Linked DNA regions of Homo sapiens: region 2 is linked to region 1. Evidence: chromatin loops called from intact Hi-C (ENCODE). Cell type or tissue: Calu3. All regions are shown on one strand. Each heading gives the region's core, and the rest is flanking DNA. Links, peaks and the distances in the headings are about the cores only.

Region 1 (2,806 bases), core at 79-2,578:
AAAAAAAAAAAAAAGGCATCTAAGAAAACCTGACAGCTGTTTTCCCCCTAAAAGCAGGAACCAGACAAGCAGTTTCCTTGGCTAAAACCTCCATTTCTACATGGAGGCAACTGAACGGGAAAATGACATAAAAGGTATCCAGTTTGTAAAGGAAAAAGATAACTGTCTCTATTCACAGATGACACAATCTTGTATATAGGACACCCTAAGATATCTACAAATGAAACTATTAAAACCTTCAAAGGATACAAGGTATTTTGAAAATCAGCAATATTCTATACGCTAGCCGTTAATTTTTAAATAAAATTTACAAACAATTCCATTTACAATAGCATCAAAAAGAATAAAATACTTAGGAATAAATTTAATCAAAGTAGTATAAAACTTATACTCTGAGAACTACAAAATATTGTTGAAAGAAATTAAAGAAGACTTAATAAATTAATAGACATTCCATGTTCATGGATCAAGACTGAGTATTGATAAGATGGTAATACTCCCTAAATTAATCCACAGTCAACACAATTTTAATCACAATTCTGGCTGCTTTCCCCCCCCATACCTCACCCCCTGGGAATTGACAAGCTGACCCTAAAGACTCAAGACAAGCTGGCCTAGAGTAACTAAACTATCTTTAAAAAGAAAATAAAATTGAAGGATTCACAATTCCCAATTTGAAAAACTTACTACAAAGCTACAGTAATCAAAATGTGTGGAACTGGCAGAAGGATAGACATATAAATCAATGGAATAAAGAGTCCAAAAATAAACCCTTATATTTATGATCAATTGATTTTTCAACAAAGATGCCAAAACAATTCAATAGGGGAAAGAATAGTCTGTCAGAAAATGGTGCTGCAATTCATCCACATGCAAAAGAATGAATTTGGGCCCCTACATCACACAATGTACAAAAATTAACGCAAAATGAATCAAAGACCTAAATATAAGAGCTGGAACTATAAAACTCTTAAAACAATAGGAATAAATTTTCATCACCTTGGATTAGGCAATTTAAAAAATATTTCTTAGACTGGCTACACGTGGTAGCTCACATCTATAATCCCAGAATTTTAGGAGGCTGAGGTGGGGAGATCTCTTGAGCCCAGGAGTTTGAGACCAGCCTGGTCAACATAGTCTGACCTTCTCTCTACAAAAAGATACAAAAATTAGCCAGACATGGTGGTATGTGCCTGTAGTCCCAGCTACTTGGGAGGCCAAGCTGGGAGGATTGCTTGAACCCGGGAGGCAGAGGCTGGAGTGAGCCGTAATCATGCCACTGCACTCCAACCTGGGTGACAGAGAGAGAGAAATAGATATATTTCTTAGACTCTCTCTTAGACTATTATCTATGTGTGTGTATGTTAGTCTAATAAGTATATTAGAATAAAAGACTTAGTTATTCTAACCATATACTTTTTTAGATACCAGAAGCACAAGGTCCAAAGAAAAAAAAATTAGATGTCATCAAAATTTAAAACTTTTGTGCTTCAAAAGATGTCAACAAGAAAGACAGATAATAACAAGTCTTGGTGAGGATGAGGAGAAACAGAGTCATACATTGCTAATGAGAATGTAAAATGATGCAGTCCTTTTGAAAACAGTTTTACAGTTCCTCAAAGTTAAACATAGAGTTACCATATAGCCCAGCAATTCCATTCCTAGGTTTATAACCAAGAGAACAAAAAACATATGCCCACATAAAAATTAGATAAATATTCATAGGAAAAGTATTCATCATAGCCAAAATGTGGTATATCCATACAAGGAATGTTATTCAGCCATAAAAGTCAAGTAAATGAAGTACTAATATATGCTATGACATGGATGAATCTTGAAAACATGATGCTAAGTGAAAGAAGCCACACACAAAAGGCCACATATTGTATTATTCCAATATATGAAATGTTCAGAATAGGAAAATCCATAGAGACAGAAAGAAGATTGGTGGTTGACAGTGTCTTGGAGAAAAGGGGAATGAGGACGACAATCATTACAGGGTTTTTTTGGGAGTGGCGGAAAATGTTTTGGAATGAGATAGTGGTGGTGGTTGCACAACGTTTGAATATTTTTTTAAAAAGGATTAATGTGTGCAGTTTAAAAGGGTAAATTTTGTGGTACACAGATTATTTCTTACCAAGAGGAAGAAGAGGAGGAAGAGGAGAAAGAGAAAAGGAAGGAGGAAGGAGATGGGGAGAGGGAGGACAGCAACCACCAGAACAAAACATTCTAAAATGTTTTGGGTGATGCAAGTGTAGGTGAGATTCTTCCTTCTACTTTTCTGAATTCCAACGTTTTAATTGTGAACATATATTATTTTTTATAATAATAATAAAATCAGATGCTCATCACTGATAACATGTCCCCAGGTGGATCAAGCCCTTATCTTTCTCAGAATGTGGTATGAAATCCCTACAGCGTTGGTAGCACTGGACTAAAAAGTGAGCTCTGTTAACAAATGTTCCCTTCGTGGCAGTGTCTTCACTCCAGCTAAGGCTGAAATTCCCAGAATTTGTTATTTCCTGTCCTCCCACTGACCCTGCTGCCAGCTCTGGCCCTGCCTTTTGCCTGCATGATGGTTAACAGTAGCCTTAATCTAATTTTCCAGTGCATCCAACTTCCTGCTGGGAGGGAAATCCCTTATTTCTGCTCCTGTGGTCCCAGTCCCAAGGATATATGCAGATTATTTGAGACATATATATACAAATAAATTATGCTCTGTGTACTAACTACCATGAATTTAACAGGCATTAAATTAAACATTTTTTTATAACAACCTGTTTTTTGTAAGACGGCTACTAAAAAT
Region 2 (2,806 bases), core at 252-2,751, 69 kb before region 1:
AAGTTTGCATTTTCTCTGCTCTTGTGAATTTAAATACAGATCTTGCCAGTTTCCTCATTATAATCATAGAAAGACTAGCGGGTGGGTGTATGGAACAAGAAGTGGAGGACTTGCCACCATCTTTTGTTGTTCTTTCCGGTCAGGTTGACAATGCTGAAGATCCATGGCTCCTACGTAGGGCTCCGTTTCCTGACTCTTCATGCTTTATATTTTCTTTTATCAGGTACACACTCATAAATGCCTGGAATAAATAGCCTTGCGGGGTGTTATTCTCCCAAGGAACAGTTTCATTTGTGTTAAGTGTACAATATCAATTTTTACTCTTTCTTGGGCTCGTGTTGCTATTAAATTTTCATAAATCGCAGAATTTCACGGTGGAAGCATGTACAGTCTGCAAGGAGCAATGTGTTTAAGAGAATATGGGGAAAAAGACATAATTATGTGATCCTTTCTTCATTTTTCCTTCAACTCATTTTTAATAAATGGAAGCTAGATGTTAGACTCAGGAGAAAAAGCATCAGCATGTCTGTTTCTACTTTAAAACCATCCTGGGGAGAAACAGACCTTCAGTTACTCAGTGGAGAATGGCAACTGCTGAGCCAAAGTACGTTGTGTGACTTTTATAGAAAGTCAACAAGGAAAACTTGGCATTATTTTAACATAAAAGCTTATCAAGCACCAGGAGGAAAACGATAGCACAGCACCTGATTTATTTCTCTTCTGTGGCAAATACATACAAAAAGAACATGAGGTCTCAGTTTGCTCTTTGGAAATTGAAATGGAAGTAGGGGTCAGGTTCTAGCTGTGGCTATCTGGTTGTCTACACACATTTATTGAGCACTTATGGAGAGATAGGCTGTGTGTTGCATGCTTTTAATAGACATGTGGTTTCACTTTATTTCCCCTACATTCTTATTCATGAGGAGTTATTAGCAATCCTATTTTACATATAAAAAAGTGAAGGTTAAACAATACTCTAAATAATAATCCAACACATAGAGTACTTCACATGTGTTAATTCATATGATTGTCATATAATAATCCCGTGACCATTTTGCAGATAGGGCAACTGAGGCACAGAGAAGTTTAGTAACTTGCCATGGTCACACGCCCAGCAAGTGGCTGAGATGAGATTTGAATTGAGGTAGTCTGGCTCTAGAGCCCAAATATTTAACCACAACCTATACTAACTCTTCAAATTAAGCAAATAAACATTGCAGTGTAACCATTCATTCATAACATTCTATTTTTAAAACATATACCATGTAACTTTGACAAAGGCAATTATTGAATAATAAAGAATTAGAAAATTGGACAACTATTAGAGAATTACCCTAGACAACCTCATATCCAAATGTCTCATTTTACAGAAAATGAAACTGACCCTCAGATTAGGAGACACCTCCAAGTTGGCACAGCAGGTTGGTAGATCAGGACCAAGTTGTACCACACCTTCTCCCCAAACCTCAATACAATGTGCTTTCCACTGCTGCTCCGATAAGATTTCAAGGCATTTTTAAGGCTTAGAACACTTTTGGGAGACAGTTTTTGTGGAATCAAGGCAGACAATTTTGGAGTATGAAAGAAAAAGCTATGAGGCTAGAAGAGAGGACAGTGTCTGCATCTTATCTGTTCTCTTCTAGTCAGACACAGCCCATTACTGCCCTCTCTCCTTCCTTCTCTTTCTCCCTCCCAAACTGGCTTCACCAGCATTTCCTGTCTTGATGACCTTCTACCCAGTTGCTCAAGACAGTGCCCTAGGTGCTACTCCTTGCTTCCTAGCCCTTATGTCCCACATTCAAACCAACAACTGACCCACCTGATTCTGCCTCCTACTTGTTGATGAAAAGAATCAAACTCTGTAAAATATTCGAAGATATGTGTTCTGAGCCAAATATGAATGATCATGTCCTATGACACAGCCCTCAGGAGATCCTGAGAACATGTGCCCCAGGTGGTCAAGGCACAGCTTGGTTTTATACATTTTAGGGAGACATGAGACATCAATCTAATACATTGAAGCTATACAATGGTTCAGTCCAGAAAGGCAGGACAACTCAAAGTTGGGGTGGAGCTTCCAGGTTACAGGTAGATTTAAAATTTTTGTGGTTGACAATTGAGTTTATCTAAAGACCTGGGATCAATAGAAAAGAAATGTCTGGGTTATGATGAAAAGTTGTGGAGACCATAATTTTATCATACAGATGAAGCCTCTGGGTAGCAGAGAATAGATTGTAAATGTTTCTTATCAGCTTTAAGGTCTGTGTTGATGTTAATGCTGGTCAGCTTTTCCTGAATTCCAAAAGGGAGGAGAGTTTAATGAGGCAGGTCTGACACCCCCTTCCCATCATGGCCTGAACTAGTTTTTCAGGTTAACTTTGGAATGCCCTTGGCTAAGAGGAGGGTTCTGTTCAGATGGTTAGGGGGCTTAGAATTTTATTTTTGATTTACAACACCCAGGAGTCTAGTTTGAGTGGCTCATCACCTAGGCATAAAAGAAAGTTCCTATGCATTGAGTTTAAGCTTCAGAAGATAGAAATCTAGACACTGCCTGGAGAAACAGATACAGAAATAACTATGATATTTCCCTGACCCCTTAATGGGCGGAAACTGGAGTGCAGGGGTGCTGGAACTAGCCAGCCACTTCAGCACCAGCAGGGGTGAATTCCACTCACTCATGGGATGGGGAGCACACAGGTGAGCAGGTGCAGGAGGTGGGGCAAGTGCTTTTAGGCACTAGCAGGAGCAAAACTCTGTGCAGGTCCCGAGGCAGCATCTGGCGCCTGCGACCTCTGAAGGCCCAGAA

The links. Peaks named below come from ENCODE experiments on the same cell type or tissue, not always from the same donor. Only the 100,000 strongest peaks of a DNase experiment are listed, where the experiment ranks them.
Region 2: a loop joins it to region 1, with 5 times the contacts of the local background. A loop is called at or near these places in 3 of 110 quality-filtered maps.

The regions. Positions count from the first base shown.
Region 1 is chr6:25,119,627-25,122,432 of GRCh38, forward strand. LOC124901282 (a long non-coding RNA gene) reads left to right here and starts at 2,063. Exons shown (of 3, transcript XR_007059515.1): 1 at 2,063-2,258. It also overlaps the pseudogene CMAHP. In Calu3, for the core only: no CTCF peak of the experiment used is centred there; no DNase peak of the experiment used is centred there.
Region 2 is chr6:25,050,658-25,053,463 of GRCh38, forward strand. No RefSeq gene overlaps it. Among named protein-coding and RNA genes, the nearest start is that of RIPOR2, 120 kb to the left of the region's middle. In Calu3, for the core only: no CTCF peak of the experiment used is centred there; a DNase peak (open chromatin) is centred at 1,714.